Regions from separate parts of the Mus musculus genome. Here all the other regions are linked to region 1. A link is a loop called in an ENCODE intact Hi-C map of the cell type or tissue named here. Cell type or tissue: heart. All regions are shown on one strand.

The links. Hi-C counts contacts between places; a loop is a spot of excess contacts. Peaks named below come from ENCODE experiments on the same cell type or tissue, not always from the same donor. Only the 100,000 strongest peaks of a DNase experiment are listed, where the experiment ranks them.
Region 2: a loop joins it to region 1, with 9 times the contacts of the local background. A loop is called at or near these places in 5 of 42 quality-filtered maps.
Region 3: a loop joins it to region 1, with 5 times the contacts of the local background. A loop is called at or near these places in 2 of 42 quality-filtered maps.

What each region holds. Positions count from the first base shown.
Region 1 is chr6:15,786,133-15,794,132 of GRCm38, forward strand. All of the region lies in intron 4 of Mdfic (MyoD family inhibitor domain containing), which reads left to right. Among named protein-coding and RNA genes, the nearest start is that of Mdfic, 69 kb to the left of the region's middle. In heart, CTCF peaks have their summits at 4,183 (motif pointing left) and 7,715; DNase peaks (open chromatin) are centred at 4,189 and 6,699; H3K4me3 peaks cover 415 bases; H3K27ac peaks cover 262 bases.
Region 2 is chr6:14,897,294-14,905,293 of GRCm38, forward strand. It overlaps Foxp2 (forkhead box P2), which reads left to right and starts at 4,056. Exons shown (of 19, transcript NM_053242.4): 1 at 4,056-4,468. In heart, no CTCF peak of the experiment used is centred here; DNase peaks (open chromatin) are centred at 1,188, 2,808, 3,528 and 4,378; H3K4me3 peaks cover 5,971 bases; H3K27ac peaks cover 4,342 bases; H3K27me3 peaks cover 511 bases.
Region 3 is chr6:14,836,071-14,844,070 of GRCm38, forward strand. No RefSeq gene overlaps it. Among named protein-coding and RNA genes, the nearest start is that of Gm36300, 18 kb to the left of the region's middle. In heart, a CTCF peak has its summit at 3,021 (motif pointing right); no DNase peak of the experiment used is centred here.

The DNA of each region.
Region 1 (8,000 bases):
AGATGAGTTCCTACTTCGAAATATGTGTATGTGTGTGCCTGGAAGTATGTGTCTTCTGAGTGTTTGCATGTGAACATGTGTGTGCATATGATAGTATGTGTCGTGTTATGTGTGTATGCATGGATATGAATTGTGTGTGTGTGTGTGTGCATGGGAGTATGTGTGTTTGTGTTCATGCATATGAACATGTGTATTGTGTATGCATGCATGTGAACATGTGTGTGCATGCATATATGTGTTCATGCATGTGAGTGTGTGTTTAAGATATTTTCTTAGTTGCTCATTCTTTTACATTTCTCATTATTGTTCCATAGGCAGATAGATTTCGTACCTTTGTGGCCTCTGTTTTGTCTGTTTTTAGTCATTCTCTATGTCTTGGCTATTCACCTACATCCCCATCATATCCCTGGAATTTCCCTGGCCAGAGTACCTGACATACCAACATACCTCTTCAAACATTTTTTTCCTCCTTCTTTTCCTTTTATTGTACCTCTCTTTTCCTGTTTTTCTTTCTTTCTTTCTTTCTTTCTTTCTTTCTTTCTTTCTTTCTTTCTTTCTTTCTCTCTCTCTCTCTCTCTCTCTCTCTCTCTCTCTCTCTCTCTCTTTCTTTCTTTCTTTCTTTCTTTTTTTTCTTATTAACTGCTCTTGTGTGAGTTTTACTTGGGAAACTTATACAAATTTCTGCTCATTCCAGACAGAGCACCATGACAGATCAAATAACTAATTGCATTCAAGTTACCTTGATTAATAGTGATTTTCACTGAGGATGCTTACAGGACCCTCACTGAAGATTATGGGCAATTTATATGTGGTGACATATAGGAAGAACCATCCTCCCAAATATTAACTGTTTATGGTCCCACAAGAGCAACTTCATACGCCTCCTCTCCACAAGGGAATGTTAGTGGGCCCTACCTTGCGAGGGTTTTATGTGGATAATTGCAGCTGTTGTGAATTCAAGATGTGAGTAGCCATGGCAGAGTTAAAGGACAGTATTCCACAGCAACTCTCCAGATCAGACAGCTCAGCTCCTTTCTTGTCACCCGGTATATTTTCCCTGGGAAACTGCACAATGTCATTCACTATGAAAGCTGCAGTACCTTCCACTCCCTGCAGATCTGCCTGCTCCCCAGGCTTCAGGCCAGCATCTGCTCCTTTTGAATACCCGCATTTGAGTATCTTCAGGATTAACATGTCTCATATCGATGACATGTCATACTGAAAATCAATTTTATAGCAAATCTAGATTTCTCCATTGGTAAATGGCTCCAGAGGCCAGGAAGTGACACTCGACTCTTCTCTTTTTATTTCTTCCTCAACCAGTGTCATGTCAACTTATATCACTCTAATGCCTCATATCTCTTTAAAGTCACCTGTTTGACCCCACTGATCCTGTGATTGTGACTGTGTGTCCTCTGTGACTCCTTGTCTCTGACATGGAAAATTGAAGGATTTCTTCTTGATTAATCTAGCTCCAACAAAATTGAGTCATCATATTATTTAAAGGAAAAAAAAAAACCTACCCCACATCCTTGCTGTATTCCTTTGCTGGGTGGAACATTTCCCTACTTTTGTCTCAATTAGCATGTCCTTCTTTAAGATGTAGTTCATAGACCCTTCTGACTTCCCCATCAACCCTTTGTGCACTGCTGTCGTCCTTCACAGCTCCACCCTGCAAATCTGAATCGACAGGGACTCCTCTCTTCATTTCACTTTGAAGGATAACCGTACCAGCTATATTTTACAGTTCTGTGTTTAATTAAGAGGTATTTGTAAACTCTTACTAGCAGGGCCTGGGAAATAGGAAGCAAGGTGGTGTGTAGGTGTGTAGGTGTGTAGGTGGCAGCCAGCTTTACCAGCACCCCCTAGCACTATGGCTCTAGCTGAACATTGACAGTTGTCACACTCTAGTGGCACTATGCTCTTCTTAAAATCATGTTCTTGGGGTTTGTCTATGTCCTTAGACCAGTGTCTGTCTATTAAGCCAGTGCTCAGTAAGTTTTTGTTGAATTTAACCATCAAAGCCTTGTCCCTGGGTTCCTCTGCTGAGAAAAAAATGGTGAGAGTATTTTGTCCCTGTGGTTACTTTTCACATTTCCTACTATCTTGCCAATTTCAAAAGTCTTCTCTGACTGATACTACCTGCCTTGTGTGTCCTGTGGTCAAAGAATGTAGTGTTTGTGTTGATAATTGCCCAACATTTTTACAAAGCCCCCATCCTCTGCTTGAAGGCTCTGGTACTTTAAGGCTCATGCACATTAAGGCTATCCAGTCCTCAGGCTTATCCAAATTTTATTCTGCTTTTATTCAGCCTTAGTTAGTTTTCCATTGTACTTTATTTCAGTAAGGATGGAGACAAACATTAGCTGGTAAGAGTCTGGGGACATTGACCAGTGCTTGCTGTCCATGCAACTTGAGTTTGGTCCACTAGCACCCATGTCAAAGCTGAGTTTGGTGATGTAACGGGGCATTAGGGGGTTCAGCAGTGCTGTCACCAGCCAGACAAGTTCCAGCCTGCCCTCTGAGCTCCAAGTTCATAGAGAGATTCTGTATTGAGGGGATGAAGGGGAGAGTGATTTAACAAGACACTTGATGTCTCCTTCTGGCTTCAGTGTGCATCATGGGTACCCACAGCCACTCATTTGTGTATACACAGAGAGAGAGAGCGAGAAAGAGAGAGAGAGAGAGACAGAGACAGACAGACACACACAGGCACATATGCACACACACTGACACACAAACAGACATATGCAGGCACATATGCACACACACAAACACACACACAGGTATGAACGCACATAAGTGAACATGTATATTGGGAACTTGTTGGAGACACAGCTCAAAGGTTTAAAACACTTCCAGAGTACTTGCACTTAGTTCTCATCGGCCACAGCAGGAGACACTCATCCACCTGTAAACCTAGCTCTGCGAGACCTGGCACTATGGACTTGTGGAGTACCTGCACACCGTGGCAGAGTCTCTTTCTCTGTCTCTGTCTTTGTCTCTGTCTCTATTTCTCTGTCTCTCTCTGTCTCTGTCTGTGTTTGTGTCTGTGTTTCTCATAAATAAAAATAAAATCTTTTTTTAAAAAAGAAATGAATATTACAATAAATATAAAAATGGCTCTAAAAGGTCAAGAGAAGACCCCTAGCTAGATTTAAAAATCTATTCTTCTGGATAACAGGTTCCATGGTGATGGAGTCTTAGTGCTTAAAAAGAGCTCAGCAGTTATTAACCCTCTGCTGTATGCCTACCAACACAGAGACAAATGACTTGCTTAAGATTTCTTAATCCATTAGTGAGAGAGCCAGACTGGAAAAGCCAGTCTAAGCTTCCTAGCATCACAGTCCTCCTAAATAATGTGACATTTCCCAACTGTGACACTTGGGGAGGACAGGAGGATGATTCCTCTCTGCAGTCCTTTTGTCTGTGTGCCCCCAAGTAGGGTTTCCCCTGTTGTGCTTGTTCAAACAAACACAAACAGCCTTTGCCACCTGGAAACTTACAGCCTAGCCTTTTGTAGTGTGAATGGCAGTGGTAAGTAATGAGCTGTGACTGAGAGAAGGCTCAGCTGGGGGGTGGCAGGGATGAAGTGCGGAGGGAACTGTGAAGCGGCTCAGGGAGAGGGTTTTTATTTTTATCTCCTCTCCCACAATTTAAAGTAGTCGACACGCCTACAGAACGTCTTGTTTAGCAGGCCAGAAACCACGGCTGTCACATTTAGGACACTCGCCAACCCGTCCTTAGGTTGTTTTGCCTTCAGAATTGTTGGGGGACTAAATTCAAGTGGCGATACGTATACCTTGTAATTTTAGTGTCATGCTGTCTTGCTCATCTGAAGCTTGCGATGATGCCTTTGAAAAACATCACATTACATGAATGGATGAGACAGGCTGAGAAAGGGTGATGTGGAAAGACTAACAACCATCCTTTAGTCACAAATTAATTCCATAAATAATAGGATTTACCTCCTGTGCACAGCTTTGAATTGTGCTTTGGTGTCTTGTCCCGGGGTAGCTGCTCACTCTGCCTGTCTCTTCATCTTGCCCGGTATGTGTGTGTTAGACTGCTGTGACTCTTTGCTTGGGGCCTGTCCCTTCTGTCAAGGCTAAGGAACACATCCTGGGCCTTCCCTAGACCAGACATCTCCTGCCTGTAGGACGTAGTGCCCCCTGCTGGACAAGCTGTCCTGCCTCTGCAGGAGAGGACCCTGCTGCAGTGACAGCTTTGTTTGGGACTTTTATGTAATTTGGATGGCAGACGCACCCTTTGTATACCTGCCAAGCCCTGGCAAGTCAAGTGTCCAGAGAACTGTGCGTGATCCCTGTCCTGTGAAATTCTTAGCCTGACTCATGCCTTCTCTTGCCATGTTTTTACTTCTATCTGCCAGGGGATTTTGGATATAGGCAACCTGGCCAACTCCATGAGTGTCTGTAATAGACTACTCTCACTGACTGGCCAGTATATTAGTTTACTTATCATCATCATCGTCGTCATCGTCATCATCATCATCATCACTTCATAGAGTATAGTGGGCACATCATTGTGAGCCTTTTGCCGTTTAAAAAACCGAGTTCTTTTGAAATATGCCCTGCACAATTCTTAAACCAAAGACATAAGTAACAAGAGGCGAGCCAAAATTTTAGCTGTGAAATAAATGTAGCTTGGAAAATAAAATTGGGGAAAATGTTAAATTCGGCATCTGGAAAGAAGTTTTCCATCATTTTTATTCAAATACTTATTTTCATTAAAACTAGAGGACTTTTTCACATTTGTTTTGTCCTGACTATAAGAGGCATTATTACCAAAGTATGCAGACTGCTTACAAACAAAACAATGCTTTCTTAATAAATGCTATATTTATTTACTTACGGGGCAGTGTGTGTGTGTGTGTGTGTGTGTGTGTGTGTGTGTGTGTGTTGCACTTGTGAAGTGCAAAACTTATCAGAGTCAGTTCTCTCTTACCACATGGGTCCTGGGAATCAAACTTAGGTCACCTACCTTGGTGGCAAGTACCTTTACCTTCTGAGCTTTATAGAAATTCTTCAAAATGCTTTTTGTGACTAAGTAAAGTATTATAGAATTTATTATTCAAAGCTATACTCAACCTTACATTACATATTTTACCAATGATCAACTTAAAAATAGCACCAAATACATTTTTTAAAAAACATGTAATATTACCTTTTTTTTTCTCCCAGCTTTCTTGCTTCTGAAGAAAACAGATAATCATTGCACTATGGAAAACTAGACTATTATTTTGAAAGCTTCTGCTATAGCCAGACACAGATTACTTGTTTTGGGCTGGGTTTCTGTTTCATTCTTCTGCACTGTCTGTCTCTTAGAATTAGTTACGTTTGGTGCTTCGTCCTCTTTTGTATCTGAGCAGTTTTTCCCAAGCCTTCCTGAATTTGAGGAGAATAGTCGCTATCGCTATACTACAGAGCCTGGCTGGACATAGGAGGAGAGTTATAGTCCTCCTGGAACCATATTTTGATGCTATCATTCCCCCACCCCATCGGGCACTACTACCACAACTCCCACCACCCCCACAATCAACACACCACTATCATCACAGCCATCACACGGCTAGTACTTAGCAAGTGTCATCTGTTAATTCCATATTCGTTTAGTGTTCATCACGTCTCCGGGGACAGTGGCATTCTATCAGATTTGCCATCTTAAATATCTTGCTATAATTTGCATCATCACTGATATTTTAGCCACTCTCAAGTCAGATATCGAATTAACTTTACATGTAAAATATTCTAGGCAAGTGCCTGTGAGGCAGAAACATGACTCAAGGCCCAAAGGTGGGGTGCCTCTGAGCCTGGTGACCTTAGTTTAACTCCCAGAACCCACATGCTAAAAGGAGAGAAAGATCCCAGTAAGCTGCCCTCTGACCTCAGTGCACACTGTGCCAAAATGAGAGAGAGAGAGAGAGAGAGAGAGAGAGAGAGAGAGAGAGAGAGAGAGAGAGCTCACCTTTACTCAAATGCACATCATATACTGTACTCAATAAATAGAAAATGAAAATGTAGTGATTTATAGAGACTATCTAACACTTGAAATGCCATTGCCTCTTCAGATTTCTGTGTTAAACTTCTGTGAAACAATAGTTCCTCTGATATAAACATTGCCTTCCTAGACTGTAAAAAGTTCCTTCAAACAGAGTTCTTGGACTAGTGCTGTAGTTGAGACCAAGTTCTGGATCAAATCTAGCAGTTTGGAATACTGAATGCATTAGCTGTGTACAATGCTGGCAACAGAATAAAGAGGGGGTGGGGGGAACGACAGGTCAGGCTATCTGTCTTTGCCGTACAGTAACCTTTCCATTGGACCATGTGGGTTCCAGGGCTTGGGTATGGGGCAGGGAAGCTACTGAGGTGTCCCTTCGTGGGTGCAGGAGGTCAGGGTGTTTCTTTTTCTAATACTCTTCTGAATTTGTAAAGGAGAAAGATGATAATGAAGACGATTGTTCATTTCCCCAAAGTCAGCTCTGCATGGAAAATATAACTCTTCTCAAACTTTCTTTTGAAAAACCTCCTGACCTAGCTCTCTTTCCCCTCCATTAGGAAAATGTTGCCTCTGTTTTCTAGCCATGGCCCAGAGCCTTAGGGACCGCCATGTGCCAGAGGCTCTGTGTAGGCGGTGACCTCTGGGCCTGTTTCTCAGACAGGTGGTCAGTCAACGGCTGGGGGCCAGGAGTGCTGCACAGCCCCTGTCTTGAGTCAGGCATTTGCCTGCAGCTGAGCTACTGTGCAGAATTCATAAATATGCCTCACCCACGCACACTACATGCACTTGAAAAGCAGAACTCCTGGGGAGATACTTGTGTCAGGCCCTACCAGCTGGATTTTTGCAAAGGGTAGACACATTCAGTCATTGTAGCTTCGACTCCGAATAAGTCAAACGTACCTCTGGCCTGCTTTTCCATTCTCTATTAAGAAACAACAAAGGCAGGGATGAAGTTTCTGGGGTCAGTGATGTAATATCAGAAATGCACTCCCCTGTCAGGCCCTGCCCCAGTGCAGTGTACACCACCCCTCAGCAGAGAGATGTGTGAGTAACTCTGGGCACTCTTTACCCTGATGGTAAAACTGATCTCAAAGCAGTGTTCTCAAACACTAATGGTGTATCCCTCTGCAAGTTCTGACCCAGCATTGCTTCCCTGGGTTCGTCAAGTGCTAATGGATCTTTTTGCTTCTCACTCTCTCGTTTACATACTCGTTACCCAGAAAGGAAAATAGTGTTCAAGCACTTTAAGTCATAGGAAACATTACTCCAGATTAGTCAAGATAAGAGGCACACACATCATTCTTCACTCAAAAAATGGGTTGTGGGCAATTCTGAGAATTCTCTGCTCTCTGCCTGTTCTTGTATTCTACTTCCTGTATCGCATATCTTTGTTCCAAGAAATTAAGAGTACCTGTCGTACTGCATCTCATGAGGAAGAAATGAAAGGAAGAAAGAAAAAGACTTGTCTATCATAGACTTGAGTGTATCATTCAAATTGTCTCTTGATGGCACTTGATGAAGTCTTGGCTCGATCAAACTGCCTCGCTGATGTCGATATTTCCTAGTAAGTTTGGCAACATACTGGTCTGCGATACTTTCATTATAAACTGGCTGTTCTCCCGGACAAAACCTTCAGTTTCATTTTCAACAAAACAGAGTTCCTGAGATCAGTCACAGACAATTCCCCCAGTGGCTAAGGGGTTATTTCTCCTTTGGGTTGTTACTTTCAGCATGGGTTGGGGCTGCAAGCCCCTCAGATGGGCTGCAGCTCAGGCTTACCAGTGTCGACCTTGGCTTGGGACTGTGACAGCAATAATTCCTAAGAGAATGTTTTTCTTTGATTTGATGATGCTTTTAAAGTCAAACGTCCTGCTAATGATTTATTTTGATGTGTTCTTCTAAGCTCTTTCCTGCTGCCCTGTTCCTTTGTTTTTCCTAAAGTTACAGTAGCTGTTGGTCTTGAGCTGAGTCCTCCTCTCAGT
Region 2 (8,000 bases), 890 kb before region 1:
GTTCCCACAACTATAACACATAAAAACAGGCCCTTTGGACACTTGTCTTTTTGCCTGTGTGAAAGAAAATATTTTCTCTTGTCTTTAAACTTTATTTGTTGTCAATAGCTTCTGGATTAATAGCATAACCTTGAAGATGGTATATCTAAAGAGAAAAACGTGATTCTGGATTGTTCATCTCTTGATTTCGAACTAAGTAGTCATTTAACTTTTAGGTTGTCACAATTACACCAATAAAACAGCGGGGAAGAAGAAAAAAAAAGAAGAAGAAGAAAAGTGGCTCATGTTTAACTCAAAGTTTGGAGAGAATAAAAGCCCAAGCCTGTGAATGACTATATTTTTATAACAACTTAAGATCAAGCGACTCACTCAGAAATAAAGGTCTATATTAAACCACCACTTCTAAAACATTATTCGCATATACTGTTTTCTTCACTTGGTCCCATTTGGTGTGGTTTATTTCGTGCAAAATTCTCTGACAGATACCACTTCAAACGAATTTATCTTTCTTTAGCACCCTAATAGAGCAGTCTTTCAGATTTTGTTGATTTGCGGTTTCGTCATAAAATAAACGTCATATCAAACAAATTTTCCTGATAGAGGTTCAAGATCCAAGTGGTGAAAACGCTTATTCACCTAGTAACCCTGATCAACTTTTCCTTGGAAGCATGTTGAATGACTTTCGCAGATTCACGTGTGGCTAGGGGCTCCTTGGCGACTTCAGGGTCATAATTTGACTTACCCTCTTTCCAAGGCATCCAGCCTTTGGTTGAAAGACTGTGGTGATCTAGAGAGCTGATGGGTGACTGGTGCAAAAAGAGAACTATTCGTTGCCGTTTGCCCTTTTGGCATTTCCCTAGGCTGCGGAAACCCGGTTTTCCTATTATGATACTGCAACTTTTTTTTTTTTTTTTTTTTTGGAGTCTGCTCGCGCGCTAAATCCCGGCCGGCTCCAGCAGCCAGCTCAGGAGAACAAAGCCTGCAGTGTTCAGGGCCACATCGCGGGGCGGGGGTGGTGGGCGAGTTCAAGGAATTGCAAATAAATATATTTTATGACCACCCATCAACAAACTACGTGCCACCGTGGCAGCCCCTGGTAGCCGGGCTGGGATTGCAGAGGGGCCGAGGGTGAAGGAGCTGTGAGAGAGGCGACTTGAGCAGCGGAGCTAGGGGCGAGCCCGGGGCCTGAACTTTCACCTCTCGAACCCGGGCCCAGCCCATTGGCTGTGGTTGAAGGTCCCAGGAGGGCAGCAATTCCGAGCAAGACCTGCTTTTTCCACTCTCTGTGTGTCCTTCCATCGGGAATGGCTAGTGGCCTAGGGCACTGCTGCAGGCAAGCTAAATACTGTGGGGCGCAGAAAAGCAGGGGAGCATGGGGTCTGCTGTGTCAGATTCCTGCGAGAATCTTGGGAAGAGTGAGCAGGCCGCTCATGCTGGGTTGCACGGCCTTCTGTATCCTCTGGAAACTCTAACTGCTTGCTTTGGAGACTCCTAGGATAGGAACGTCAAATATCCTCAAAACGTGTCTTTATGGATGGAAGAGTAAAAGACACCTCCCCCTACCCCCACGTCCATCTCTCATCCCTGAGAAAGAAATATTTTTCTTCTCTTTAGGAATTCAAACCTAATTTAGGAGGGTCCAGACTCCTCTGTAGTCATTCTTCTCTACTTTCTCAGTACACCTGGCGAGAAGGAGACTTAACTGGGGTGGGTGTATATTCGGGGAGGGAGGAATAATGGCAAAGAGGCTCTGGAAACCTTTAGATTATTCGGTTACCTTTATACACCAGGCCCAGGGAAATCCACCGCCTTTGGGTTTTCAAGGTTTCCCACGTGAGTTGTCTACTCTTCTCTTTTTCTAAAGCATTTCAAATTAACTCAGAGTATATTTTATTTAGGTTTGCTGGTGAAGCACAGCCGCCTAACCCCCCACCTTTCAGAAGCGGGGTGGGGTGGGGTGGAGGCAGCTTTTGGATCCTTTCTTAATACTAGCGAGAGCTGTTTCCTTTCTTAAAAAGATTCGGACTCTGCAGACTCCTGAGTCTTCATTTCTCAAAAGACCACTTGAAAGAGTGCGGATATCATTTGCGAGCAGAGCACTCAGGACGACCAGAGTTTTAAAGGTTCACAGAAAGCTCCCCAATTCAAAGCCAAATCTCACCCCAATTCCTCGCGCTCCGGGCTAAGGCGGACTTGCCGCGACCAGCCCTGTGGCTTATTGACAAAAGTTGGTTTCTCTAGCAAACCTGGCGGTGTGTTTACAGATGTGGGTGCCAGGGTCGCCGCTTCCTCCCTATAGAGAACTGCAGGTTCTGAAGTGTGTGTGTGTGTGTGTGTGTGTGTGTGTGTGTGTGTGTGTGTGTGTGTGTGTGTGAGAGAGAGAGAGAGAGAGAGAGAGAGGGGGGGGAGGGAGGGAGGGGTCCTTCTCTCTGCCCTTTAGAGAAAGGGCCAGTTGGTGTTTGAGGAAGGGAAAAACTAAAAAGGCACGTGTTGATGCTGATCTTTGGCCACCCCATCCCACCATCCCCTCTTGTACTGAATAAAGCTGTGTGAAAGTTCGCAGCTATTTCTCTCCGGAGAATAGCTAGAAGGCAGCCTAGCCCAACTCCGTGTCCCCCCCAACCCCCATCCCCGGCTTCTTGGCTATAGCTATTTAGTGGAAAGTTTCTGCGCCGGTGGAATCGCTGCGTGACAGATTCAGCAGCTAGGCTGCAAGCTCCCGCGGCGGCGCGTATTGAACGCCGACGGCTAAGGGTTAGGGGGCCAGTGGCCCGGGAGGGGCTGGCGGGAGAACCGCAGGAAGGAACTTCCTTCCCAAGCTAGGGTGGAGAGGGGCATCTTAGAAACACCCTCCCAGATTCAAGTCACAAGACCCTTCAGGGCCCGCCTTGATCTCCTCCGGCCCTTTCTCTGTCATCTCTTTCTTGGTCCTGCTCAGACCAGCCAGCTAGGTCGCACCACGCACAGTGGAGGAGGGACCTGGTGGCAGAAACCGAGCCGGAGCATCCCCCAACACCGGGGACACAGCTTTGAAGTGCACTGCGAGCGGGTTCTGGCAATTTCTACTTTTCTTTCATTCCTGTTATTTTTTTCTCCCTAGTCATTGATCCAGTCAGTCCCCAAAGCCTCATACTTTAAAAACAAAATTACACCTTGGTGGTGCCATCTCTTTTTCCAAGTCCCGCTTCGGTGACCTGGGCTGCGCGACTACATGGAAGCCCTAGCAGTACTGGCCCCAAGTGAGACAGGAGCCACGACAACCAAGAGTGAGAAAGGTTCTGCCTCTCCATCCAGGCCGCAGAGGCGCACACACAGGAGAGAAAGGCCAATCAGCGTGGCTGTGTTGGCGCGGGCTCCCTCTGTGACACTCTGTGCTTTAACTACCTGCCACCAAAGGCTTCGGATCCCTTCTAGGTTTTCTGCACTTCACGTGGAATCCCCTGTTTCATTTGCCAGCAGCTCCGTCTGCTGAGAGGACGTACTTTGGGGACTGCCAAGAAGCAGCAGACACAACTCGGCTGTGCCAATACAGCATACGGTTTTGTTCTCGCCTCCCTCCCCACCCCCATCCCCGACTCGCCGTCTGGGGCGGCAGGAGGAGGCGGAGCTGGAGGTGGGGAGAAGGGTGGGGGTGGGGGAAACGGGGCAGAACAAACAAGTTCTCTAGCAAGTTGTTTACATAGCAGGTGGACCTGACGTCATCCAGGAGGCTCCACCGCAAAGCCCAGCAACATTCTGGCCCGCGATTTCTCCCATCTCTGGAAAAAGTTGGGGGGGGGGCATGAAGAGATTGATGGAGTTCAAACCACTTTAAAAAAATCATCATCATAATCATCATCAACAACAACAACAACCCCAACTTAGCAAAGTAAGACAAAACAAGTGCCCCAACAGTACTTAAGAGTGTTCTAGGAGGTCCCTTCCCCCTGCCCGCCCCTCATAGGAGAAGCTGCTCTGCTCTCAGTGTGTGCATAGTTTGCATCGCCAACAACTCGCGCGCGCGCCCGGGTGCGCGCGCCCGCCGGTGCACGCACACATACACTCACATACGCACACACACACACACACATACAAGCGCGCGCGCACACACATACACACAGACACACACACACACCAACACACACATACATACAGAGATCCGGGTTGTGGGGGGAGCTGCCAGCGCGAGACAGCGCGAGCCTCCGAGAAAGCGCGAGACACGCCGGCGCGTGCAGCTCCCCGGCCGCAGCTTCGTCCCGGCCGGAGCCCGGCGCCACCAGCAGTTCATCCGTCAGTGCCCGCCCAGGGCATTTATGCCGCGGCCGCGACTTCCCGCCGCAGCTTCCTCGGGTCCCCCCTCCCCTGGTGTCCCCGAACTCGCGGCCGCGGCTGCCGGGACTCGAGCGTGGGTGTGTTGTTCCGGGGCTTCTGCCTGGGTGCACAGCGGGTGCCACCTCCTGGGACGCTGCCCTCGGGGTCCCCGATCGCGGTAAGTTTCTTCGCCCTCACTCAGACGCTCTGCACTCCGCACCCCACCCTGTCCCAAGCACAGCCACGCGCGGCCAGACTGCGACTTTGCTCCACGCTGATCCGGTCGCGCAGCAAAGTTTCGCCCCAGAGCCTGCTGCTCCGCGCTGCGGGGCCAGGGTGACATGTGTCAGATTTCCACATAGGGCAGGGGTCGCATTTGCGTCGAGACCCAACATCGCCACTTGTTGTTTCTTTGCATTTTGCTGTGTGATGGGGAAAGGGGTGTGCAGGAAAATGAGATTTCTCTGTGGGCTCCGGGATGAATTATTTATTTATTTATTCATTTATTTATTTATTTTCGTTTTGAATATGCAGATTGTTGTATCGTCCAGAGATGCTGGAGGAAGAAATGTGTCGAAACACCAGATGCGTTTGTTTACTCTTATAAAAAAATGTTTGTTGTCTTTCCCTCTTCCCTCCCACTCCCTCTAGGGAAGAGAGACAGCAGTAGAAACATGTGGTGGTTAGAAGCGCACACTTTATTGATGAGACTGCTGACCTTTATTTACTAAAGCGGGCAAGTGCGCGTTTCTTGGGTCTTCAGCACTTCTGCTTTCATCTCAGAAGTACTTATCCAGGAACCAGAGAGGCATCAAGGGGACACTTCTTTTCTCTCTAGTTAAGAAACTCCTGGCCCCTAGTGACTCCTGAGATAACCATGCATTTCTCGGGCCACTCCTGATCACTCTCTTCCACTTGTCTGCTAGCCAGCAAGGCCTGCGGCTTCCCAATGGATCCGTCCTGGTTTTACTTTCCTTCCACTTTGGGAAGTGCTCCTTGTTCTGTGTGTGGGTGTCACAGCTTGCAGCCCCTGGGAGAGGGCATGTGGGAGGGGCACAGACACCTTGGTGAGAAAGGGTTTCTCCCTAGCCTTTTTTTTTCTTTCTCCTTCCTTCCTTCTCTCCTTCCTTCCTTCCTTCCTTCCTTCCTTCCTTCCTTTTTTCTTCCTTCCTTCTCTCCTTTCTTCCTTCCTTCCTTCCTCTCTTCCTTCCTTTTTTCTTATCTCTCTCTCTCTTTCTTTCTTTCTTTCTTTCTTTCTTTCTTTCTTTCTTTCTTTCTTTCTTTCAAACCCATGAGTCTTAAGTGGCTGGGATCAGTGCTGCGAGTGAGGGAAGATCAACTCCAGCCTCCACTACATGCTCTTGGAGAGGCATTTGTGACTGTAGGTGCTGGCTAGACTCTCCAGGTGATCACAGGCACTGTAGGTGCACCTCTCCCTACCCTCAGGCCAGAAGTGCCCTGAATCTCCATCTTAACGAGGGCCCGCACCCAACTAGTGCTTGGACAGGAAAAAAAGTTGCCTTCCTAACTTTAGTCCCTAAAAACTCATAGGTAAGTGTCCCGGGACCTGGAAAGCAAAGGGCCATGCTTTTATTATTAGAAAAAACATTCAAGACACAGATGTGTGAAGGCTTTCGGTCCTTTGAAAGTGAAATCATTTTGCATTTGCATTTTGCGCAGGGTAGAGTCCAGAGGCCAAACTGTCCAGGACTTGGGGGGGGGGGGCGGTCCTCACAATCGGGATTCCCCCCAAGGGAACTAGACCCATCTGTGTATTTGTTTATTCAGCTCTTTAACCAACAGATTTAAACCACTAAGTGGACAGCTGCTAGCTGCAAGATTTGAATCCCTCCCCCACCTTTCTTCTCACCACATGTTGAAATCCACTCAGCTCCTTGATCTCTGGGCTCATTCCTAGACTGCTCCTTGCTTCCAGGTGGACAGGTCTTGGGATGTGAGGTGCATGAAGTAGCCTGGGTGAGTTCTACTCAGGGGCTTAGGGGAGGAATTAAGTGTGTGAAAGACTCCCGGTACTGTATGAGGTATGCATCTTTGCAGTCACAGATTCAAGAAGCCCTTAAAATACTCCCAACATACCCACGAGGAACATGGAAGTAGACTTACTTAGTTGCAGGTAAGCCCCAAGGGAGGAGGTGATTCCCTGGTGTCAAGTAGCAGAACTGGACATTTTCCAACTGGAAGTATTTGCAGAGATTTACTTTGGAAAACAAGTTTGACTGGAAGGCACATCTTTGCATGGTGTCCTAGCTCCCAAGAGTTTGGCTTAGGCAGCAGTGGAGAGAAGACTGAGAAACCAGTGCCTGCATTTGAGGTAGAAACTGAAGGGGAGATGGGCTTTCAGATAGCTGCATCCCAAAGTCGCAGTGTGACATACCTCGGGCAATGTTTAATGCTGTGAAGAGCCCTGTTTATCTTTTCTGTCACTATGAATTATGACTAAGGATATTCTCAGTGTGCTGGAATTTTTAAATGTAGTGTTTGTTTAATGCTGTTAAACACAATTTACAGTTTTGATTTATTTGTATCTCCATTAATAGAGTGAATATAGTTATAGGCACTGGGATCGTTGGGGCCATAATATTTTATGTCTGCATTAGAGTTTTACTTCTTTTTCCTCCTTCCTTTCTTTCTTGCATCCCTCATTCCATCCCTCTATTCCTTCAGTTAATCAGGTTCAGAAGTTTGTTCAGCTCAACACTTCCTTAAAACAGTCCTGGGCATAATTGTTACCCAAAATTAAGTGAAAGAATTCTTAACTGTAATCAAGTTGCTGGCTTTTAAGGAGAAGAGAAGCCTGAAGGTAGCTCTGTCTGGGTTAGTGGCTGAAGACACACAGTCGAAAAGGATAGATAGACCTGAAGTTCATTTTCAGATATCCAAAAGTAGAATGTATTACAGAATGATTTTTGACATTCAGTTTAAATATGAATACAACAAATTCATTTTATACATAGATGGTTAAAATGTAGCCTTTGTCTATTGCAACAAATCAAGTAATTAAAAGGAAATTGTGCAAGGATATAATAACTATATACAGTTTATCAGTCTTTCAACAAAGCCTTATGTTTTTGGATACTGTTACAGAATTTTTGTGTGAAAGGACTCTTAGCTTATGTGGGAGATGGATGTACTGGAGACTCCAACACTGGAGTTTCCTTTCTTTGTACTTAGGACAGTGCGGTGATTGACTTTGAAAAAACCCTGTAATTTTCTAGGAATCTTAAATACGAAGGAGCTCATCATGTGAGGAAAGTAAAGAGGTGAACAGACAAGCGTTGGGATAGGCACACACAATTTGATAACCAGAGGTTACATTCTCTTTAAGTTTCAAACAAACAAAACAAATCTTCCTGGATGGTTATGAGGTTTTATGTTGTGGAAGGCATATTTACACATGGAAAAATAACCAGCTGGTTTGATTCACATTCTTAGAGAATATAACAATCTAAAGAACTGAGATAAACAAATTTCCCAGGTATTTTGATTGCAGAAGAGGATGGGAAGTATACGGAACTTAATTACATAAAGAGGATAATATTTGTTATCTTTTAGTAGTTACAGTCAGCTCTGTTCAACACACTTGTCTCTTTCAATGTTGACAACCTCACTTTGAATTGGCTATTAGTTATATTTACAGAAAGTTGAATAAAGTAAACAGACATGTAATGTCCACTTTTCTAAATGATATA
Region 3 (8,000 bases), 950 kb before region 1:
TGCTCATTGATCCTACTGATTTTACAAAGTTTCTAAATCAATTTGACCCACCAGGCATCTTTCCTTGTGTTTCTTTACCAAACTATGAGGCATGAGGCACAGACATCTGTGATATTGAAGCCAATGGTTTGCTCATCAACCCTTACTGGTCCAGCAGATGACATAATCAACTTAGGAGTCCATCAGATGCCAATGTTTGTATAGGGAAGAAGAACAAGAAGACACCAAGGATGTCACCCTTAAAGCCAATCAATGTCTGGAAAACCAGAGGGTTAAGAAGAAACAAGCAATTAGCAACTGGAAGACTCCGAGAGGAGCCCCTCACTCAGGCCTCAGGACAATAGCGGACACCCAAGAACTCACGACAGACCGAGCTTGTTGCAAACTACATGAGGCTTTATTCGGGGAAAGCCAGAGCTCTGGGGACGACTCATATCCCACGCAGGGGTAGAGGAGTCGACCTTGAGGGGAAAGAGTTCCCAGTTTTTATAGGCCCTCAGGGGAGAAAGGAGAAGGGGGAGATTAGGGGATTTCCAGATCTAAACAATATCTATTCTAAAATGATTAATTCTTCAAGAAATGGGTATGGGAGGGAAACAAGGAAAAAATCTAATGAAGGTGCAGCAATGGGCACACACCTGGTCAGAACATTGGCAGACACACAGGTTCGAGGAGTGGCCAAAGCATTGTGCACCTTTATTTTTCTAAATCAGTGAAGCCAGTTCTACTAACAATAAAATCTATTTTACCAATTTCAGGGCTTCTATGACCTTTTACATTCTGCCAGGATCTTTCACAACTACAGACCAAGTTCAAGTCAGAAACCACGGGTATGATCAAGTGAATCATCTAAGTCTCACTTGGTAGGACTATGATCTACCCTTACAGTTGCGTTTGAAGTGCCTTACCCCAGGGCAACCCATAAGTAATTTGTGAACTGATACCAACATGTCTTATCTTTAGCAATGGCGTTTCCATACTTCTTCCTACAGTGTTTATAACATATCCTTAGAGAAAGTAGATGTCTTTATTCTACAGAAAAAGATTTCTAAATAAATTACAGATACTCGAAAAAAGGATTTAAACAGCAAAGACAAAAGCACAGAAGTAATTTTAATGGCAACCCCAGAGTGCTGGTTCAAACATGACTGCAAATCACAAGACCAAAGGGCACTTCTCATCTAAAATTTACTCCAAGATCCAACACTGAGGAAAACACATATCTATATTTGTTTAATTAGATGTCTGAGATGTGCTAAAGCAGTGTGTTTAGCAGATATCCATAAAGTGTGCATAAAATTAAAAGTCAATTGACTGAAGTAGCAATGAGATGTGTTGTATTTTAGAGCAGCGATGCTCTCACAACCCAGGCACTAATGTCTATAAAAAAAATACTGTTCTGTGACAGACAACTCATGTCTAGTTCCTAAGACACCTTCTTCTTATCCTTAGAAGATTAGCTCATTCTCTTTCTTGAATTGTGTCAGAGTGAGGTTGTTGGCTGGCAGGTTTTACCCAAAATAGGGTGGAGTCAAGGGTTCCATCTGGCTTTGGACAGTAGAACAGATCTTAGTGTAGGGCTGTTCCCTTCCATGTTTCCCTTCCTCTTTGCTGCCTTTTTTTTGAAGTATAACTGAGACATATGTGTTTCCTTGCCTAAATAAAGTTTTCACTCTTTCCTCCTGAGGTCTGGCCACTCTGCCACAATCCCTGCACAGCAGAAATTTTTGGAAGCAGAACCAACCCCCTAACCACCACACCTCCCCCCCCCACACCGTACTGTGCTGTAAAGGAGCTCTTCTGCACTACTCAATATAGACAAGAGAAAGTCTCCTTCCTGATTTATTTCTTTCAGACATGGGTTTCTACCACATAATCCTAACACACACACACAGACACACACACACACACACACACAACTGAAACACCTTAATGAAGCAGCAAGACAGGATTTTAGATATTTGTGTAAAGTGTAAGGAAATGGATAATACTGAAGAAGAATTGAAAGTTATATCAAAACAATATCAAATTAAGAAAAAAGAAAAAAAAATCCTGCTCTCAGAGAATAGAGCACAAACTCAAGTCTTAAGATTCCTCCTTTCTACCATATTCTACACACCCAGTCACTCACCATGTGTGCTCTCTGGGTCAGCCCACACCCATAATAGATTGGTTGCTCATCACCTGAAGACACACTCCACTAAATACAGGGATTGGCCACTGTGAGATTGGCCACTGTGAGTATACTGCTTGTAAAAGTGGCCAGTGGATCAGATTCCAAAGAGAAGGAGAATACAAGCAGGAAGGAACAAGAAGGAGAGAAGAAAGGGAGATAGGGGTGAGGGGAGGGAGGGGAATGAGGAAAGGGAGGGAGGAGAGGGAGGGAGGGAATCAGGGAAGGAGGGAGGGAGAGGAGGGTGCTAAAGTGGGAGGGAAGGGGGACAGAATGAGGGGAAAAGCAAGAGGGCAGAGAAAGAAGAGGGAGAAAAGAGGGGGAAGATACCATAATACTTCCCAGATGGCAAGACACTAAATTTGGAATGTCCATTATTTTTAAATTCTGAAACAAACATACTTTGGAATTGTCACAAAAGAAACAAAATGTCTGTGTTATGATGCTTATGTTACTTTCATGTTGCCATCACAAAGACACTGATAAAGTCTTCATTATACTGATAATGCAGTTAATAATTGTTATGAGGTGACATCTCATTTCTAAGATTTTGAAGTATTCATTTAGCCTCGATTTCAGAAACCAGGCAATTAAGAAAGAAAATAAAAACCGCATAGGATGCTACCCTGTCAACCTCTAATCGATGCTTTTAGTTCTAAAGCATTGTAATGAGAAAGGAGAGCCATATCATCACTGTGGACGAAAGAAGACAATCCTGTCAACATATGCACGTGTGTGATGGATTTTGTCCTAATTTTCATCTCTTTTACTTGATATATCAGTTACTTTCTAATTATATTCCTTTAATTTTCCAAAGGCAGGGAAAAAGCAAACTAATTTTAAAATAGGTGCACCACTAGGTGGCACCAAATAGCCATAATTCATAAGTCCTTTCAAAAAAATTCATATTTCAAGCTAACAGTTATAAGCCCTTTTTTACAAAAAGCATTTGTAAAAATGAATCCAAACATTTTTATTTTAGTATTCAGTAATAAAGAATTCAAATGTCTTGTAGATAAACAAAGAATATTCTTTTTTGGCTGAATTGAAATGTCCTTGTGTGGTCTGTTAATAACACCAGGGTAACATTCCTTGTTGAATGTAACAATACAACTTTCTTCTCCCCAACTAAACTGTCACAATCATAGTAGATAATTTTTCTTGATTTTATGTAGAAAGAGTTAAGCTGGACCTTTGTAGAGATGTTGCTTTTGTATTCTAAGGTCTGGTTTTACTGTATAGGGAATCTATCCTAAGAGAATGTCTCTTTAACTTAATAGTGATGTTCTCAGTCCAAAGTTTCATTTGGATTATGGTGTAGGTGCTGTGTGAGAGCTTCGACTCACTCCCTACACTTGTAAATCACCCTCCAAAATACAAGACTTATTACACTACTTCAAGTTTTGTCACCTCCAGGTTTGACTACTGCCATGTTCTCTACCTTGGTTGACAGAGAAAGAACCCCAGAATATTCATTCACTAAAGAATCTGACAGCTCGTCTGTTTAGCAATGCCAGCCACACAGAGTACATTATACAGAGGCTCGGTGCACAGCTCTGACTTTCAACGATCACTCTAGATATTCATTTTAATTTATAACACTTGCTACTGCCAAGGACTTTTATGTAAGTTACTCCAGGCCTCCATCCTTTATTATGGAAATTAAGGTATACCACCAGATAGTTCTCGGGGTCAAAAATAAACTCAGAAGTTTGGGGTCCTTCATGCGATGATCAATCTCATTTCTGGTTTGAAAAACAAAAACTAATTGTGTACAAGACATAATTTCCTTTAAAATATGGATCCTCATTTTAGATTTTGGGAGCAGTATGTATATGTGTAGAAGGAGATGGAGTCTAGCAGAATGACATGCCAGTCCATCTTGCCTGTTGACCGAACAATATTTTCATAACAGAAAATATAATAAAAGTACTTGAATATAACAGGCTTGGTAAGATCCAGCTTCAGTGTCATTATCTTTCAGGAATCATGTGTTAAATATTGACTAAAATTAAAATTTTGTATTTCAGGAAACTGTATAAAACTATGGTGTTCTCATATGGATAGAACTATCAGCCAAAAGTATTGATAGGCCAGCTTTTCATGACCAGTAGACAATATCTTTTAAGTCATTGTTCTAGTGGGATATGAAATGAAGACACAAACAGGCAAGAGTCCAGATGTCCCTGGGTGCAAAGCAACTCTACAGCCTTGGAAAGTAAACTTGCCATGAATAAATGCAGATAAAGGGAGCTGGGCTTCCTTAACCTAACAGATACATATCATGTATCTACTGATGGCAATTTTCTCTGTCGGTACTGGGAATAGAAGAAAGCAAGCAGCTTGCAATATGCTGTGCTGGATTAGAACTTTTTCAGTGATGTGCCTTTCAAATGTCTTCTATTTCCTGAAAAAAAAAAAAAAAAAGGTAGGGATCTTGCTTTTCCTTGTCAGCAACCAGCGTGTTTGGGGTGATCTAGTATGATTTTCTCCTTCCAGGCATTAATTAAAACTCTAAGTTTATCAATAAAAACATAACTAAATATAACTTGGAAAGCTATAGGCAAGAAGTGAAATTATCTATTACATATTTCTCAATTTTAATTATAGAAAACTTTCCTTTAATCAGAAGTAGTGACAGTAAACAACCGGCTTAACAGTTGTGCAGATAATCTTTACCAAGGCTATAATTTTAAAATTGAAAATCAAATTATGAATTTAAATGTCTATTCTATACAGAAAAAAACAATGGGCATTTTAGTGATTTTCATAAATAAAAAGTAGCTTAAGTCATTGTATATTGAGAAATTTATTGATCTACTCTGGTCACTCTCATTCTTACTTACACATTTATTGAAACTAGTTGTTTTATCTTTTGGTTAAATACAGGTTTGTGACCTATACCCAGATATACCTCTCACCCAATGCCATTCCTGTGGCAGTGGCTCACTGTCCTGGAGCATGCCCTGCGGAGCACGGTCCCTGGGGGTTCCTGATCAAAAGGTGATGCCCCTTATGCTCCGGTTTGCTTCAGATCCTAGATGCTTAAAAAGTCTTCTCAAAACAGCTGATCCCATAGAACAAAGCAATTGGTTCTATTGCAAAGTAAATGGTCTCATTGTTAAGCTTCCTTTTACTGTCACATTTTACCTACATGAAAACAAACTGTCTGATGCCAAAATGACAAAATTGATGTGTATTTGAAGGAGACACCGTGATCCATAATTTAAATATCTACATTTCATAAAACCAGTACCTATGTATTACTGCTAATCTACTACAAACAATATGAACTTCTGATTTAAAGTATAGCATGTATAATATGCCTCGGTACTTTTCTTAAAAGTCTCAGGGTGTGCAAGGGGCAGCAGGGATTATGCAAAGTGAATAAGTTAAAAAAAAAAAGCCTCAGGACTTTATACCTTTGTTTTTCTATTCTCACCAACACAGTGCTGACACTATATATTTCCCCAGCTTACAAACAGTAATATTTATTGACTTTTATGTTTTTCTGTTTTATTTGATGAAAAATATGTTGTTTTAATCTCTATATTTCTGAATAGTGGAGAAAATATCTATGTTTATTAGTGTCAAGGACTTAATAGATGTCCCACAGTGTCAGGTTTTGAGCTCTGCAGGGTTCTGGGAAGTGGGAAATTTCTGAGGTGAAGAGAACATGAGGTGGAATACACTCCTGTAGAATAAATACTCTTAAAGAGAGACAATAAACGGCTTTCTTGCATTGTGCTTCCCACATGAAGACACCATGAGAAGCAAACCTTACTCAGACTGGCATCCTGACTCTGGACTTCCAACCTTCAGGACTCTGAGAATAAGTTCCTATTGTTTACAATAGCCTATGATTATGTCTCCTCCTTACCATACTAGGTCCATCTAGTGTTCTTCCTATGTATAGTTGTTTAGAGCTGTCCACTTAGGTTTAGATAGCCTGTCAAGGATTTTTTCTTAAAAAGGACTAATTTGCTCACTTAGCAGCCATAATTGCCTATAGCTCTTCATCTCTGGATAGGGCCTTGTGAGTTTTCCCCAAACCCAGTACATGTTAACTGGTATTAAAATGGCACACATCTTGGTTAGATGACCATATCGTTAAGATTTCATAGATACAGCTTGCTGTCATCTATATAATAATATCTTGTTGGCCTAGTTGGCCATCATTGGGAGGAGAGGCCCCTGGTCTTGCAAAGATTATATGCCCCAATACAGGGGAATACCAGGGCCAGAAAGCAAGAGTGGGTGGGTTGGGGAGCAGGTGGGGGAAGGGTATAAGGGACTTTCAGGATAGCATTTGAACTGTAAATGAAGAAAATGTCTAATAAAAAATTGTTTAAAAAAAAAAAGAAATATTATCTTGTGGCAGAAGATAACATGATCATGTGGCTCTTAACAATTTTCTTTTGAATCTCAGGTAATGTCCCCTAAGCATCAAGTGTAGGGGTTGAACTAGTTCATCAATGGGAGATGAATATCCCATGGTGAGATGGGCTTCTGCATTTTGACCACTTGTGGATTTCTGTAATGTTCTCTAATTTGACTTAGGGCATGTTGTAACAGGCTTTAAATATTTACTCTGGATGACAGTCTTTTGTTAGGGAGACTATTTGCAAGTGGCACGCGGGCGTGTATGGGAGCACATAAGCGTATATATGTATTTACCAGTGTATCTGTAACGCTAAAAGACTGTATCAGGGTCTTTCCCCAGCATGAAATTAACAGACTTGGCTAGGCTGTCAGGCCAGTGAAACTCAGGAGTCTGCCTCTCTCTGCTTCTTCTCTACTGTGACTATGAGCATGTCCCGCATGCCCTGCTCTTTTACACAATCTCTAGTGATAAAAGTCAGGACCTTATGCTTTCCAGACAACGCATTTCTTAACTGAACCATAGTCCTAGAACATTTTCACTCTTTTTATTACAACTTTTGATGAAGTTTTTAACCAAATGCTTCATTGAAATTTAAATTTTTTCTTTTGAATGTATGTATTATCATGTTTAAGGTATACAGTAATTTATATCAGTGATTGCTTTTTAAGTCATATTTTTGTGATCTTTGATCCACATTGAGTTAATTTTATACAATATTAGGTTAGAAATCTTAATTAAAAATTTGTGTGTTATCCCATAATCCTTTGACCTGTTGTTTATTTCACTGCATATTCTTGACAACTTTGCTAAAACCAACTGTGAATGAATGATTTACTTTTGAAATATTGATTTATTTCATTGATTTATTTGTCTTTGCTTATGGAGGATCATATTATATTAATCAGATAAATTTGTAGTGAATTTAAACATTATAAGTGTACTACTAACTTCACATGAATTGGTTTTTTTTTACATTGTTTTAGAAATAGACCAGCTTCAATATAGATACATTATAATATTTTGTATGCAACTTTTTTGTTCTTTCTGTAAATTTATGCTTGTTTCTTCCACAAATCAATATATAATATGAATATTGAATGGTGTTTTGGATCCATCATAAACTAGAAAATACTAGATTAATTAACAGTATTTTTCTTTATCATATAGAATTGTGATATAGTTATTTTAAATCACCAAACCAGTTACAGTTCCAAGATTCAATAAATGGAAGATATGACCAAAAATTACAGCCCAAATGTGATTTTTTTGTCAAAATATAGATTATTCTTTTGTTTTCTGATGATCTAATTGTTTTACTGAATGTTGGATATTTGCAATTTCTGAGCTTTGTTAGTAGATTTCCAGCATATGAACAAGTGATAAAAGCTAAGGATTATTTTTGCAGGCTTGTGATGATACATACGTTAAACCTGATAACTATTT